2 separate regions of the Mus musculus genome follow, and region 1 is linked to region 2. Evidence: chromatin loops called from intact Hi-C (ENCODE). Cell type or tissue: heart. All regions are shown on one strand. Each heading gives the region's core, and the rest is flanking DNA. Links, peaks and the distances in the headings are about the cores only.

Region 1 (8,103 bases), core at 2,239-4,738, 430 kb before region 2:
TCAGGACCTTCGGAAGACCAGTCAGTGCTCTTAACCACTGAGCCATCCCTTATTCCTATTCGTATTCTCATTCTTAGTCTCTTTCAATACTCAAAGTTATCATTTTCCTCCATTCAACTCACTATGGAATTTTAGTTCTTTGCTTGAAGGTACAATGTCACCCACTTCTCCTCAGGACATAGTCATCAATTAATTCTTGATGCCTAGCATGTGACTGGGGACAGGGGTTCCAATCTAATTACTAGAAACAAATACAATTTCTTCAGTGAACACGAATCACCAATTTGTAGTGTACTGCCGTAGAGCACCGAGGGGAACATCACAGCAAGAAGCTGATGGACTCTATCATCTTCTGCATTGTGTATGTGTTAAAGAAACTCCAAAGCATGTCTCAGGTCCTAGAGACTGAATTTCAATCAACAGTTGTATATATGCCTCTGAAATCCAGTCTGCAACTTCATTTGTATAGATGTGCAGTTATTTTAAACCAGAGAGAACATTCACTTTGCTGCCTCAGTTTACCTCCCATGAGACCTAGCTCACAAGGCTTTCTTTCACCTGTGCTTTCGCATTTGACTCCCAGTTGTCACATTGACTTCACGCCACTGCCTTCCATCACTTTTCCCTGCTGTGTTCTGCTCCTGTCCCACTGTTGTCGTTTCTTGGTGCCACCAAACCTTGTGAGTACAACTCTTGTACTTTTAGGTTTCAAGATTCAGGTTCTCCAAGTCCACATAGCTCAGAAAACCTGGACAAAATTTATACTCAGCTCTGGCTTAGATGCGGTACTGAAAGCCAGAGGCAGTGCCTAACTGAGCTGCAGGGATGGCCAGGTGAGTCTTCATCACAACCTCATCTTCTGTTAAAGCCATAACAGAGTTGCTTCACGATTTTGAACAAAGCCAGCAGAAGGAACCGTTGATAGCCTCAGGGAACTGAGAGGCCGGCGTGTGCTTTGCCCAAATCCTGTCTTCTGATGGTAGACTATACTATGTGACTGAGAGAGACATGTGAGGCAGGTGAGTTCTTCGTAATTGGCCATCTCCCAGTATGCTGATTTGGTCAAGAGTGGACATTAGACCTAAGAAAGGTGTATCAAACCGTTCCTTATGCTGGGAAAAAGAGATGTGGCAGTTGTGTTGCATCAGGATGCAACAGTGATGGCCTCCCTAGAACACGCAGAAACCATCGCTCCAGCCACATGGAAAATGCCCAAATATCTGAAAGTCCCAGGGCTTCTTCAATGAGCGCCATTTTAAATGTTTCTGATTTCCTAACAGATACTCCCATGGTCTGTTCCTGGTTTTATCTTTTCCCGGAAGTCATTTCTTGATTAATAATAACCTGTGTCATCTACAAAGGCTGGGAAATGAAGAGATACTTCAATTTCTAACTAGTGGCACATTTATGTTTCTTCCCATTTTTACTTGAAAGCTGTTGTGTTCCCTTCTCCAGCTCAGTTCCTTTCTTCCTTTCACAGCTCAGAAAAGGCTAGGCGACCCTGGGGCAAAGCTGGGACATAATCACTGAATCACTGGGTTTATTACTTAAACATTATGGAATACTTCCTGGGACCGCCTAACAAGACCGCCTTTCTCTCTAGCTTGCAGGGACACTTCCTTCCTCCCACTAGTAACCTCTTAGAGGATCTGAAATGAAAGACTTCTGCTCGGCTGTACCTGAGGCTGGCAGCCATGTTACTCATGTTCCCCGCTAGACCCTCACAGCTTTGACCCACCAGCCAGTTACAGGACAAAGCCACATATTCTGAGCTCTGTTGTGCCACTTCATATTTCTGAGTTCTAACATGCGTATGTTATATTTTTTGTGTAAAAATAAATACAAAACTGTGCCCCTTAAGACAAGAACTTTATCTCAGAAGTTAGTGATTTTGGTAAGCAGAGAAAGTGTGTCTCCATTCCACATAGCTTCAAACAGGGGCTCGATTGGAGACTCCATTTCCAAGATGTCTCCTTCATGATCTGGGCAATGGCTGGATGAACAGAGCACAGTCAGAGCTGCAGGCTTGAGCCTCAGTTCCTTTCCTTGTTTGTCTCCCCACAGACTGGCTTCTAGGGCAGTATCTTAAGAGACTGAGGCAGAAGCCAAATCAACCTCTTATAACCTAGCATTGGAAAAGACATGGAACCATTGTCAACTATAGTCATGGGCTCCCTGGATTCAAGAGAGACCAGAAACTTGCATTGCTACATTAGAAATGATGGGACCACACAGTAAGAGGAGGAGTGTCTGTAATGGGAGATTAGGTTTGCCTGTACAACATATTAGATGAACATATTAGATGAACACTAGAGTAACTGTGAGCCTTTTACAATACTTTTTTCCCAAACATAAACAGTGTACTTTATTAAAAACAAAACTGTAACACAATAACTTAGGAATGACAAATCAAATAACATAACAAGATACAGACAAAACTAATGAAGAGACATTGCTTCAGCTCACACTAGTGATCTCCTTAAACTGGAAAAGCTGCTAGTCTAGTGGTTCTGGCCTGATCTGCACAATACATGAGTGCAGAATTGGTGCAAAACAAAACAAAAACCTTTGTGTGAAGCCACCTTCAAATAATTGAATGACATCTCTCTAGGACCAGGGCTGGAGCAGAAATGGTTAAAGTGCTATCAGTGTTAAGAACTACAGGTCTAAAGTAATATTAAAAAATGTCCTCAAAACAAAATCAGTAAACTGACCAGATCATTTCTTTCATCTCAGAAAAGGGAGGAGGGTCGGGCAGCTGCTTCCTACTGTTCTCTATCCATTGTTTGGCTAGATTCGTTGCCTGTACTGTTTTAATAAACAGCAAATAGCGAAAGGTAAAACAAGCTACCCAAAAGGAAGTTCTCACTAGTTTAAATTTACACTCTTGTAAAACAAGGTTAGCTTTCAGAAACAATCTCACATTTTAACTTTGCATCGATACTCGTCTCCTATTTGTTCCACCAAGGGGATCCAATAAGATGTACTAGCAAGAATTTATTAGCCTCAGCTGTATAAACGTATTCATTCCATGCACCACAAATAAGCTTTGTGGTGCAAAGGAACATTTGACAGAACAAGTTCAGAAGACCTGAGTGTTTCCTCTGAAACTGTCAAAACCTCCTTTTCCAATATAAGCATCTTCAAAGTCAAGAGCGTGAACAAAACTTTTTTTCATTAAAAATGCAGACACAAAGTATTTTGCCTGCAGCTGTACCACACCCTGGACAGCTCTCCATTAGGAGATTCAGTAGTTATTTATCCCAAACCCCTTCCTCATTTTTCAGGTTTGAAAAACGGATCATGTCAAGTATGGAAAAGAACTTTTCCTTTAGGTCTCCTCAAATTCAGTGATCCCATTTCTTCAGATCCTTCTGTCAGGACTCCACGTCAATCTCAACTCCTTCATTCTTGTCCTCAAACTGTCAGGCTGTTTGCACTCACATCTTCAAGAGCTGCCAGATCAATAGGCGGCAGAGGGCTCCTCCAATACTGGAATGTATTATACTGCCCAAACTCTTCCTTCTGGCTGTGCACCCGTCTGCTGCTACCTGCGCTCTCTACCCTGTCGCCGCCTCCCGCCGCCCGGCTGACCCGGTGTTCCTCCTGCTCGCCAGGAGGTGGCTCTCGGGCTCCAGGTTGCACCCTGCAGCTCCTGTATGCGGTCCCCGCCGCCGCGTCGCTTGTGGAGCGCAGACGCAGGCTCCGCCCTGGTCCCCCGCGTCCCCCTGGCGCTTGAGGGGCCGAGCCGGTGGGACCCAGAGCGGCGGCTCCTCGGGGAAGTCGCTGGGCAGGAGCCGCTTCCAAGGCACGCGGAACGTGAGCGGCTCAGCCGCACGCCGCTTGGCCATGGGCCAGGGATGGGGCTCGCGCGGGCGGAGATTCGAACCTGTGCCCTTTTACAATGTTTAATGTTAAAACATCAGTTTGACATCTAGAGCGTGAAAAGTTAGACACTAGGTCAGTTCTGGCATATGATAAAAGTTCTATCATACGAGGCATAAAATGAGAAAACGTGTAACATAAAATTCTGTAATGAAGCTTCATTTATTCGGATCATACTGTCACCACGTAGCCCTACTTTTTGGAGTTAAAATGTCTTTTGTTACATGACAGTGATAACAGGCAGCAGTTGCTATTTTAATGTTACATTAATACCATACCTTTATATTTTTACATTTTTATGACCAATGAAACACAAAACCTAAAGAACTACCAACTAGAACTGATCATAACATTAAATTGCCTCCCTTTCAAATACTGTGGAGGCGTTCCTGAACTGTTAAGTGTGTGCTTTTTAAAAAGTCATTAGTCTATGCAAGGTCAGAAAGCACCATGCAGCTAATGAAATCACATCAAACTCACAGCATAAGGGCATCTAAATCTCCTATTGATCTACGTATAAGTCAGTGCAACAATAGGTAATAATTGATATCATCTCTAGCAAAACAGAAGTTATACATACACAGATTTAAGTAAGTATTCAGACCCCACATCAAAGGAGTCTCTGAAATAAGATACAAGGATGCCATGGGGCCACCAGGTCCATGACATTCAGAACTACACAGTTGGGAGCGGGCAGACAGAGAGCCACAATGTTTGCTGTGCGTATGGCTTGTCTGTGGTACACTGACATAGGCAAGGCATAAGCTAAGGTTGGGAGCATTTCTATAATGGTAATCCAACTTCGTAAATGAATGAAGAGGGAGTGAGTTCTGAGTACAAGGTAGGACTAAGCAATTCTAGGTACTGAGAGTAAGGTAGTACTAAGTGCGTCAATTCAACTTCTATTCCCCGACTTACTATTTTACAAGCTCTTTAGGTATGAGGAAGGCCCCCAACAAAAAAGAGGCCTCCTTTCATAAAGGATGTCAACAAAATTGTTGAAAATAAAGGATTTTCAACAAAAATGTCTTCCTTTCATAAAGATCTATATTCATTCACATGGAGAGAGAAGCATGTGAGTAAATTATACAGGACACCGAATGAGGCTAAGTTACACAGGACACAGAATGAGGCTTCTGGCGCTGTAAATGTCCCCAAGAAGGAAAGGTTGGATCTTTGTAATATTGAAGATGGGGATAGTCATAGGGTGGAGAACCACCATTGTCCGACCAAGAATCCTAATGGAATCCTGAGAGGATCTGACAATGAGGGTCAAGAAGAGGAGAAGCCGATGGGGCATTCATTAGAAAAGGAGACTATGAGAAAGTTGGTATAAAGGTCCCAATTCAAGGAACTGTACAAATACTGTGCTAGCAAGTGTATCAAAGGCTATAAAACATCTGAGGACAAAGAGTGTGAGGCAAAGAGGGAGAGAGAAACTGTTCTAGCAGATGGTTTAAAATGCTTGTCTCACCTGGGACTAAAAGTACGTTTAAAGCCTCCCCTCCTAGTTACGAGGAGCAGAGACCTCGAGACCACTGCTGTGTTCATGATCAAGGCTCAGAAAACGTGGCTTAGAATAAAAATGACAACACCACCCATCCCCCAATGGCACCAAGGCTCTTCCTAATGATCTCAGTGCTCATGTGCACCAAGTGTCTTGAAAGATTGTCCTAAAAGGACCAAGCACAGAGCTCTGCCTACCACGAGCAGCAAATACTCTGGGTGCCGCAGAGACGGGCTAGTGTTCGGGTTTCTGCTGAATGGCAATCGCTCCTATAGAGAAAAGATCTCAGAAGTGGAAACTTGGGGAAACATTTTAAAACAAGATGACCTCAATAGCATGACCAAGAGAACATCACCTGACAAGTATGACTGAATGGCTCCCCTGTTTTCTTTCTCCTCTAAAGTGAAAAATAGTTTGCATAGCAAGACAATGAGGAGAAAGTGATAAAATGATTCTCCTATTTTAAGTATACATGTTCTATTTTCTATAAAAAACTTCCCCCAGAAAGTTGGAAAGTAATAGGAAGTTCGCGGTCCTGCTTGATTTTACTACCAAGAGTACTTTCTGAGGACCCTTTCTGTCGCCATGGCCTTTAAAACACAGGCAATGTAAGGGAGACCGGTGGGACTCAGCACAGTGGCAGTTACCGTGTACTGCCAAACCCTGAGAGGGGAAACCACAGATTTGTGGGCTTTCCTCAGAAACTATATCCCACCTTCCGGGTGAATTTTAATTCAGACAGCTAAAACCAGAGGACCCCACCTCTCGGGGAGGGGGGACTTCAATTCTTAGTATTTGCTTTTTGAAAGAGAGGGAACACCTGCTTTTCTTTTACAAATGGCTTCATGCATCTTTTAAAAATAGAATCCCCTAGTCAAGTGGAAATTTCTTGCCTCAGTTAAACAGAAAACTATTAGCTTCTCTGTGTGCTTGTATGCTTGGAGGACTCAGTAGAACTGAGCTTGGAGGACTCAGTAGAACTGAGCTTGGAGGACTAAGGAGGACTGAACTTGGAGGACTCAGGAGGACTGAGCTTGGAGGACTCAGGAGGACTGAGCTTGGAGGACTCAGGAGGAGCCCAGCTTGGAGGACTCAGGAGGAGCCCAGCTTGGAGGACTCAGGAGGAGCCCAGCTTGGAGGACTCAGGAGGAGCCCAGCTTGGAGGAGCAGAGGCCCAGCCCCTGAGCCAGGTGTGAGTCTTCTGAACAGTCTAACACAAAGCCAGGTAACTGAATTTGTACCCAGACATTTCTGCAAAACCCTGGATCTATTTCTTGAACTTGGCAGGAACGAGGAACAGGTTTGTCGTATTTAATACTGAAATGTAATGTAGCCTTCTACACCATGTGGCATCTGTAAAAGGCACATCCTTGACTTCTCTGGTGACCACGGCTTAGGTTATCGATTTGGCACTCTTCACTTGGCCTGAAAGAAGCAGATTTTTAAATGACATTTAATTAGCTTGAGATATGAAACACAATATAGCCAGTTTTTCAAACAATGGGCATAGAATACAACAGTATATCCTGGCCCGAATCAGCCATTAATTAAGCCCTGACAGCCTCTGACTTTCCTATAGTATGCAAAGCCAAGAGGATACACTTCCTACATGCTCGATTCTCCTGGTACGTATGGACCACTGCAAAGAGGACTCCCATTAAGATGCTGAACCTCTCCTGTCTTCATTTCTTTGATGTGAAGTTAAGGATCATTTCAGAGGTGTCAACCAGAGCCAGCATAGCATCTTATGATATGAAGAAGCCTAGAAGGCTGGAATGTAAGGGACCTGAGGAGAGAGGCAATTCCTCTGCAGAGGTGAGGCGGAGTGAGTGAGGGCTACTGGGACAGCTCAGTGGTGGGGATGGGATGGGTGGGAATGGACTATCTGATCAGTATTAAAGTCTAATCATCTCGCTTCTGGACTGCAGGGCTTGACTTGGACTACTTTGCTCTCCCTCCAAACCATTTCAGACAGAAAGCCAGGCTGTTCTCCCCGGCTTAAGCCCACTTCTCTACCGCCTTAAAGGTTTGTTTCTTTGTGTGTCTGAGACAGGGTCTTGCTATGCAACCCGGGCTAGCCTCAAACTCACGATCCTCTTGCTACAGCCTTCCAAGTTCTTGGATTATAGGCACACAACACCAAACACCTTGCGTAGGTGTGTGGGTGGAGGGCTGGGTACAGGTAAACCTGAATGTGCTGCGCATGCGAATCCACATGCCTTTGGAAGATGGAGGACGACCTCAAGTGTCCTGCTTCAGGACATGCCCACCAGTGTTTTCTGAGACACTCTCTCATTGGCCTGGGCTTGCTGATGTAACAAGGCTGGCCTGCCAGTTAGCCCCAGGTGCTAACTGTGCCAGTCTCCTCCACCACCACCCCAACACTGGAATTACAAGCATAGGGCATCTCCCTCATCAACATTAGTGGCTTCTAGGGATCAAACTCAGGTCCTCAAGTTTGTGAGGCAAGCATTTTACTGACTGAGCTCTCTCCAGACCTAAAAGCTCTGTAATGGTGTCCCACTGCCCATAAAGTAAAGCTTAAAGCCGTCAGACTATTTTTCAGTAGCTTTAATAAAAATGATCACAAGCTAACTTTGCAGCCTTGTTTCCTACCCTGCCTTAACAGGAAAACTACAGTCAGCAAAACGGGAGCCCTTCACTTCCTCCATTCGTCCCTCATTTGGACCTCTCACCAGTAGCCTGTGCTT
Region 2 (8,103 bases), core at 2,100-4,599:
CAGCAAGCTCCATCCCGATGTAAACAGTGGGGGAGGGGAGGCTACAACCACCAATATCAAATTATGCAAGATAAAGAAAGACACTTAATGTCCATTATAGTCATGTCTATACATAAGTAAGAAATTGAAGGAAAATCCATGGAAAAATTCTGCTTGCTGGCTTCCTTATAGATAGGTTCATGCTTAGCTAGCTAGCTTCCTTATACTCAGGATCATCTTCCTAAGTATGAAGTATTGATGCCTTTCTACATCAGTTACTAATGAAGACAACTCCTCCCAGACATGTCTAGAAGTCAGTTTCATCTGTGGAACTCCTCAGTCAAGGGTTCTTCTCAGATGATTCCAGGCTGTGTCAAGTTTATGAATAAAATTAACTAGGAAAAATGTCTTCTTATGTGAAAAATCATTTAAGATTAACGTGTAAAAAGGAAAGAGAGGCCCATTGGTTGTGCAAACTTTATATGCCTCAGTACAGGGGAATGCCAGGGCCAAGAAGTGGGAGTGGGTGGATGGGGGAGCGTATGGGGGGACTTTTGGGATAGCATTGGAAATGTAAATGAAATAAATACCCAATTAAAAAAAAAGAAAAGAAAAGGTTAAGAAAGGAGGAAGGGAAAGAGAAATAAAGGAGAAGCCAAGTTAAATGGAAATGAGAAGCCAAGGAATGAAGAAAGATATGGAAGAAAAAAGAGCAAGAGATTAGAAAACAAAATGAAAAGAAACAAAGACTTTTAAAATATGAGAATGTTTAGAAACAAAATTAGGTAAATTTAAGAAGGGGAGTAAAAATAAAAAGAGGTTTACCATTCGTTTTGGAAAAACAGCAGTAGCAATTACTGAAAGTGTAGTAGAGAGAAACATGTCGGGTTGGGGAACAAAAGGCAAAATGGTGGCCCAATAATAAAAGATATGTAAATAAAATGTTTTTAAAAAATATAAGGAAGCAAAACTGCCATTAAACATGAAAGAAAGAGCTGGGCAGTGGTAGTGTATGCCTTTAATCCCAGCACTCGGGAGGCAGAGGCAGGCAGATTTCTGAGTTCGAGGCCAGCCTGGTCTACAGAGTGAGTTCCAGGACAGCCAGGGCTACACAGAGAAACCCTGTCTTGAAAAACCAAAAAAAAAAAAAAAAAAAAAAAAAAAAAAAAAAAGGAAGAAAGAAGACAAGGAAATACCAGGGCGTGGGGTAGTGGGGAACAAGAAAGGGAAGGTGAGGTGGTGGACTGGCTTCCACTGGGCTGATGGCTGCGTGCACTTGGGGCAAGGAGAGCGTTGTTGAATTTGTGGGCTTCCGTGTTTCCTTTGTTTATCCGGGTGCTGAACTTTCTAGAGGCTTTTTTTTTTTTTTTTTTTTTGCACCTGTCTGCTTTTCCTGGACTTTGCAATTGTTCTGTCATTGCCTTAGTGAATTTCTGACACTCTCTTCTCTCTATTTGGAACAGAGTGCTTTTTCTTCCTATGGGTCTTCTCTTTCTTTTGGTCACCTGGAGGTAGTGTCTGGTCTGACACCTGCACAGAGGTCAGGGGATCACTTCTTGCAGCACGTGCAGTTTCTTGAAGAGACAAATTGCTCACATGAAGATGATTAGGTCACACTCACAGCTTTCATTATGATATCAGTAGAAGGCTGTTGGCAAAGTTGTTCAGGCTTATGGTATGTGCTACAGTTCATTTTATACATTGATGATCCTGAATTTTTACATTTTTATATATTTGTAATGGTACTGTGTATGGTCTGTTAATGTTTGTGTGCCTATGTTTTGATACATTTTAACTTTTTAATACGTTTATTTGTATGTTATGATAGTAAATGATAAAAACAGATTGTTACCCACTTATGCCTTATACATTCATGACAGGCCTAGTTTAGCTGTTTAAAATATGATAAAACACTTATATAGGGAGAAAGTTTATTTTCACAGATTTAGAGACTTCAGTACACAACTGCTATGAAAAACACGAAGCCATTGAAACAGCAATGCAAAAACAAATATTTTAAAAATTAATTAATTTGGGGGCTCTAGAGAGATGACTCAGTGATTGAGAGCACTGACTGCTCTTTCAGAGGTCCTGAGCTCAATTCCCAGCAACCACATGGTGGCTCACAACCATCTGTAATGGGATCTGCTGCCCTTTTCTGGTGTGTCTGAAGACAGCTACAGTGTACTCATATAAATAAAGTAAATAAATCTAAATTTAAAAAATTAATTTTTAATTAGCATACAAAGGCATTTTCCTTATAGCATTTTCATATGCTCATCACCTTTCGGGATGTGATCTTGATTTTTTTTTTTTCTAGGTTGCCTATATCTTAAATGAGAATGTTAGCTTTAAGAAGACAGAGACAACAGTGGTTTTACTAATGAGTATAGCGTCTGGTGTATAGTAGAGACTCATGTAAATGTGTTAAATGCATGAATGAAAATGAATACTAGAAGATGTAGTAATCCTGAGAGTCGACTATAACATGAGAAAGAATTTGGTTTAAGGTGCTGTAATGAGAGAATATATTGAGCCAAGTAAGGCATGGCATATAGGCTGGGTTCCATATGCATTATTTTTATGTATGCTCTTCCAGCAGTTTCTTCTACTTGGAGTATTTCCCCTGAAGTAGAGGTAGGGCTTGTTTTAGAGGAGGCTGACCATATCCGTTATTGCTGATGTGATGCGTGAAGCAGTGGAGGGGAAGCAAGAGTGCCATCTAGTTTCTGGTTTGACTAAGTTAGCAGAAGAGCCTTAGTTGCTAAAAAGAGAAGCATGGATGAGAAACAGGTGTGGAGAGTTCATTAGAAATTCTATTTGGTCACAGTTGACTTAAGATACCAATAAAGCTTTTCTTTGGAAATGGTAAGAAGGGATTTGGATTCCAAGTCAGGAAATTAGAGAGGAATTAGTGTTTGGATAGAAATTTGGGAGACTGAGCATAGAGACACATGGACGTTTTTTATTCAGCATGGTGAGAGGATGCCTACAGCAAGTGTGCCAGGGAAAAGAACGGCAGCATTTAGAATCAGATAGAAACACTTGACAGTGGGTTGGAGAAGCCTGACCACAGAAAGACTCTTAGGCTACATGATGCTTTGGCTGCTAAGGATAAAAAGTGCAGCTTAAAAGAGAAAAAGACATGAATTGCTAACTCAAGCTGGAGTTTCAGACACAACAATAAAGTGGTTAAAAAAAACCCCTGGAAGATAAATGGCCTTACAAAGTGATTTACTTACATAACAGCAGTAAATGACTGGTACTTAACGAGTGCAATCCTCTGTTGTTTGGATATTCCTGGGAATTTTTATTTTTAACATTGAAAAGTAATTTTTAAATGTGCAATTTGAACTTGGGTTTTTCTTTTCTTTTCTTTTCTTTTCTTTTCTTTTCTTTTCTTTTCTTTTCTTTTCTTTTCTTTTCTTTTCTTTTCTTTTCTTTTCTCTTCCTTCCTTTCTTTCCTTTCTTTCTTTCTTGACAAGATTAATGGTTTTAGTGCCACCTAATGGCAAAGTGGAACATTGCAGCCATGTTTATCTGCAGTGAAAAGTGCTGTCTTTGAAAGAACATCTCTCGGGACTTTGTTCTTGGACAGGCCATGGAGTGCAGGATCTGGTCTTCTTCAGGCCAGCCTGCCTATTCTGCCCTCCTCACATTACTCGTTTATTCACAGTGAACACTATTTGATTTAAGATTTGTTTTTTCATTTAGGTTTTTGCTCATGTATTTTCCTCTAAGAGTTCTTTTTTAAATTTAATTTTATTTGTAATTCATTTTTTACACTCCATATTCCATTCCCAGCCCCTCTCCATCCACCTTCTTGAGGGTTAGGTGCATCATCTCTGAATGAACCTGGAAGTCCTCTACTGTATGTGTGTTGGGGGCCTCATATCAGCTGGTGTATGTTGCCTGTTTGGTGGTCCAGTATTTGAAAGATCTTGGGGGTCCAGATTAATTGAGACTGCTGGTCCTCCTACAGGATCACCCTTCTCCTCAGCTTCTTTCAGCCTTCCCTAACTCAACCACAGGGGTCAGCAGCTTCTGCCCATTGGTTGGGTGCAGATATCTGCATCTGACTCTTTCAGCTGTTGGGACCTCCACTTGAGCTGGATGCCACTTTGGGCCTGTTGCTGGGCCTTCTTTTCCTCAGGCTCCTTTCCATTTCCATACCTGTAATTCTTTCAGACAGGAACAATTATGAGTCAGAGATGTGACTGTGGGATGGCAATCCCATCCCTCACTTGATGTTCTGTCTTCCTGCTAGAGGTGGGCTCTATAAGTTTCCTCTCCCTACTGTTGGGCATTTTATCAAAGGTCCCTCCCTTTGAGTCCTGGGAGTCTCTCACTTCCTAGGTCTCTGGGGGGGGGGGGGACCGTGGGGTGAGGGGGGGTGTCCCATTAACCTTCTATTTCCTGAAGTTGTCTATTTACATTCTTTCTGCTGGCCCTCAGGACTTCAGTCCTTTTTGCTCACTGGATACCAGATCAGGTATCCCCTCTCCCCAACCCTACTCCTCACTCCCCCATCCACTTTCCCTCCCAGGTCCCTCCCTCCCTCCCTACTTGTGATTGCTTTCTTCTCTCTCCCATATGGGACTGAGACATCCCCACTTAAGCACTTCAGGTTGTTGTTGTTGACCTTTTTGACTTCTGTGGACTGTATCTTGTTTTTTTTCCCCCCCCCAATATCCACTTATTACTGAGTACATACCATACATGTCCTTTTGGGTCTGGATTACCTCACTCAGAATGATATTTTCTAGTTCCATCCATTTGCCTGCAAAACTCAGGTTCATTTACACAATGGAATACTACTCAGCTATTAAGAACGAGGCCATCCTCTAAGAGTTCTTTTCTGCCACTTTACTTGAGGTTATCCCACGCTCTGCACCATTTCTCTGTCGTTTGCTGTTTTACTCTTTAAACTTTTAGATTTGGACCGATTTCACTCTCTCCCTCTTCTCCTCACTCACTGTCCCCCACTTTCTCTTTATCCTCCTTCCTCTCCCTCCTTTTCTTTTCTTCCTCACTAGTGTTTAAGCGTTGGAACAATGTCTACCTTGTCCAGCCTTCTTCAGGCATGTAGCCGAGGACTAAGATCACTGTCTGTTATGTAGTATGTAATATCTTCAGTCAGAATTAGTTGTGTGAATAAATTTATGAACTTCTAGAAATTTGAGTTTCTGTGAGACTATAGATCTAGCAAGAAAATGGAATTTCATTTAATATGATTATTGAGACCTAACTTGGTACATGAATACAAATGTATGAAATTTTACCTTTTGAGTGTTGTAAAATATTAATATCTCCAGAGAAGAAAAACACATCTTAGAGTATTAAAGTTTATATTCATTTGTCAACTTCATTAACCGCAAAATATTTTAAGTATGGTACTTGGTCTTTAGGAGATAAGTTTTTTGAAATGCTTTGGATTTAATAAAGTAATTGAATACATTTTATTGGATAGGGTTTTACTATGTGTGTGTGTGGTTTTTTTTACCTTGTTAAACTTCTGGGCTTAAAGGCTTTCCCTGTCTTAAACCTGGGAGGCTGAGAAGCTGAGATTACAGGGATCTCTTCTCCTCCCCCTCCCCTCCCTGTCCCCCTCCCCTCTCCTTCTTTTCCCTCCCTCTCCCCTCCCCTCCCCCTCCCCCTCCTACTCTCCTTTTCCCTCTCCCTTGTCCATCTCTGTCCTGTGTATGTGTGTGTGTTAATTTGTTTCTAGTCATACATTTACTTTTCTCCCTCTCTATATTGAAACAAAAACTTGTAGTATTTCTTAACAAAATAGAGAGTTGAGTCGAGGTAAATCTGTCTGGTTGAGGTACAGCTGGGTTGTGTTTTTCAGGTAACAGTATTCTGTTAGTCTGAAAGTTAAGAGCAGAGAGAGTGCATTTCTTTGAGTGGCCTAGTCCAAGAAGATAGCCTTCCACATTTGGAGATAATTTGCTTGCCGGGATTCTTTTTCATATGAACCATTTAAAAAAGATTCTTAGTTTAGTTTTAGTTTGTTTTTAATCAGGTTCTACTTTTTCTTTTGTTACTCTTTAGTTGTTCCAGGTGGATGTGGGCAGAGAGGTTTGCAGAACTGAAATGGAGGTCAGAGCTTCGTTCCAGAAGGTTAGTGGGTCATCTGATTCTGTGGCCACACTGAACAGTGAAGAATTTGTTTTGGTTTCTCAGCACACAGATGCCACTTCTATAAAGGATGATGGGAAGCCACAGCTGAAGGTATTGTTTCTTCTTTTTTCTAATATGGCACTGTTTTTCATGAATTTCTTTCTCCCTTCTAACTATTTGGAGCTCATCTGGGGATAAGCACTGAAGGATTTCTTAAAGTACTGACCTGGATAATAAAAGTCAGGGTTTGGTTGACTCTTTCAGACGACCTTGTAGTAATAAAAATACTTAATGTTTTATTAATCCAGAGGCTAATTATTTGGCTTGATTTTTAAAAAGTTTTTTTCCCTCAATTATCTTTTGGTTATTTACCTTCTGATAAATTCTTGGAGGAAGAAATAGTTGGGAAATAGAGAAAAAGTAATATGTGAATTAAACTTACTGATTAATTCTTACATAAATTTATTTGACTGTTTCTTTTTCTTCTGGGTTTTAATTGAAAGATTTTTCTGTTATGTAGTTTTAGCTTTAAATTATGTGTAAGAGTCTGGTAGACAGTTTAACAGTTGACTAATTAGTTTAAAAGTGTACATCTTATATTTTTTGCAGTTAATTTCAATTGGATTTTAAAAAAATTATTTCTCTCCTAAGTTTTGGGTTGCTTTTCCTAAGTTAAAGAATAGAAAGCAAGCAAGCCTGTTATATGTGCATGGGAATTGGTAACTCTTTTTTGTAAATAGGAATGGAAATAATAATAAAGTACTCTTTTATACATGGCTAGTAAGTATGGCATCAAAACATATCATTGAGTCAGAAATACACTTTAAAGGAGGTTATTAAGTGCTTGTATTATGTCTAGTACATAATTCTATTCAAATGGTCTCAGTGCCTTATTTTTGACAATTGTATTGCATTATTTTGTTTAAGATACCATTTATTTTCTTAGGCTTGTGCCCCACTTAATTTTCAGAAAAAAATATAACTTCTAAGAAAATTAGTAATAGTCTTGGAGCTAATGGGTTTATAAAGAAATTGAAAATATGTGTATAGATGCTAAGAAATACTATTGTTTAAGTGGTATTTACAATGTGCCATATCTTATCCATTTTCCTCTCAAAACACATAAAATTCAAATGGTCTGATTGTGTGTGTGTAGTATGTATGTTATACAATAGTTTATTGTGTGGAGGACAATCCATGGACAGTTTTCTGGATGCTCTCTCCTTTGACCATGAGTGATCTTGAGATTGAATTCAGGTAGTTGAGTTTGGCAGTGAGCACTTTTACCCACTGAGCCTTCTCACTGGTCTTGCATCAAATGTAGTTTGAAAGCCCTTGCAATATTTTATGAAGAATCCTTTTGTGAAGTGAACCCCTCTTTTATTTAGTAGATTTTATCATTCAGGATCTCAATGTATTGTGGGAATGTGAAATTAGGATTACTGGACAAATTCTCAGTATTTACTGACTGTATATTTAAATATTTAGAGTTTTTAAAGGTTTTACTTATTTTATGTATGTGAGTACGCCATCACTGTCCTCAGACACACCAGAAGAGGGCATCAGATCCCATGACAGATGGTTGTGAGCCACCATGTGATGTGGTTGCTGTGAATTGAACTCAGGACCCCTGGAAGAGCAGTCAGTGCTCTTAACCACTGAGCCATCTCTAGCCTGAATATTTAGAGCTTAATTTTTCCAAAATGAAGTATTTTTAATAAATTAAGCCTCATAATTAAGAAATTGAAGAAGAATTGTCTTGCTCTGCCTTTAGATAGCTTCCAATGGTGATGAGCAGTTGGAAAAAGCCATGGAAGAGATTTTGAGAGATTCCGAGAAAGGACAAAGCGGTCTACCTGTTGATTGCCAAGGATCCAGTGAGATTTCAGACTGTCCCTTTGGAGATGTGCCGGCCAGCCAAACAACTAAGCCGCCTCTCCAGTTAATTTTGGATCCATCTAATACAGGTAATGTGCTGGATCCTTCAAGACAATAAAGGGG

Evidence for each region. Hi-C counts contacts between places; a loop is a spot of excess contacts. Peaks named below come from ENCODE experiments on the same cell type or tissue, not always from the same donor. Only the 100,000 strongest peaks of a DNase experiment are listed, where the experiment ranks them.
Region 1: a loop joins it to region 2, with 6 times the contacts of the local background. A loop is called at or near these places in 5 of 42 quality-filtered maps.

What each region holds. Positions count from the first base shown.
Region 1 is chr1:161,166,426-161,174,528 of GRCm38, reverse strand. It overlaps Ankrd45 (ankyrin repeat domain 45), which reads right to left. Exons shown (of 8, transcript NM_001368766.1): 8 at 4,022-6,817. It also overlaps the pseudogene Gm51252. Among named protein-coding and RNA genes, the nearest start is that of Tex50, 11 kb to the right of the region's middle. In heart, for the core only: a CTCF peak has its summit at 3,611 (motif pointing right); a DNase peak (open chromatin) is centred at 3,618; H3K4me3 peaks cover 669 bases; H3K27ac peaks cover 269 bases; H3K27me3 peaks cover 1,169 bases.
Region 2 is chr1:160,738,862-160,746,964 of GRCm38, reverse strand. It overlaps Rabgap1l (RAB GTPase activating protein 1-like), which reads left to right. Exons shown (of 21, transcript NM_013862.5): 2 at 6,034-6,213; 3 at 7,877-8,069. The coding sequence starts at 6,076. Among named protein-coding and RNA genes, the nearest start is that of Gm37083, 49 kb to the left of the region's middle. In heart, for the core only: CTCF peaks have their summits at 2,701 and 3,490 (motif pointing left); no DNase peak of the experiment used is centred there.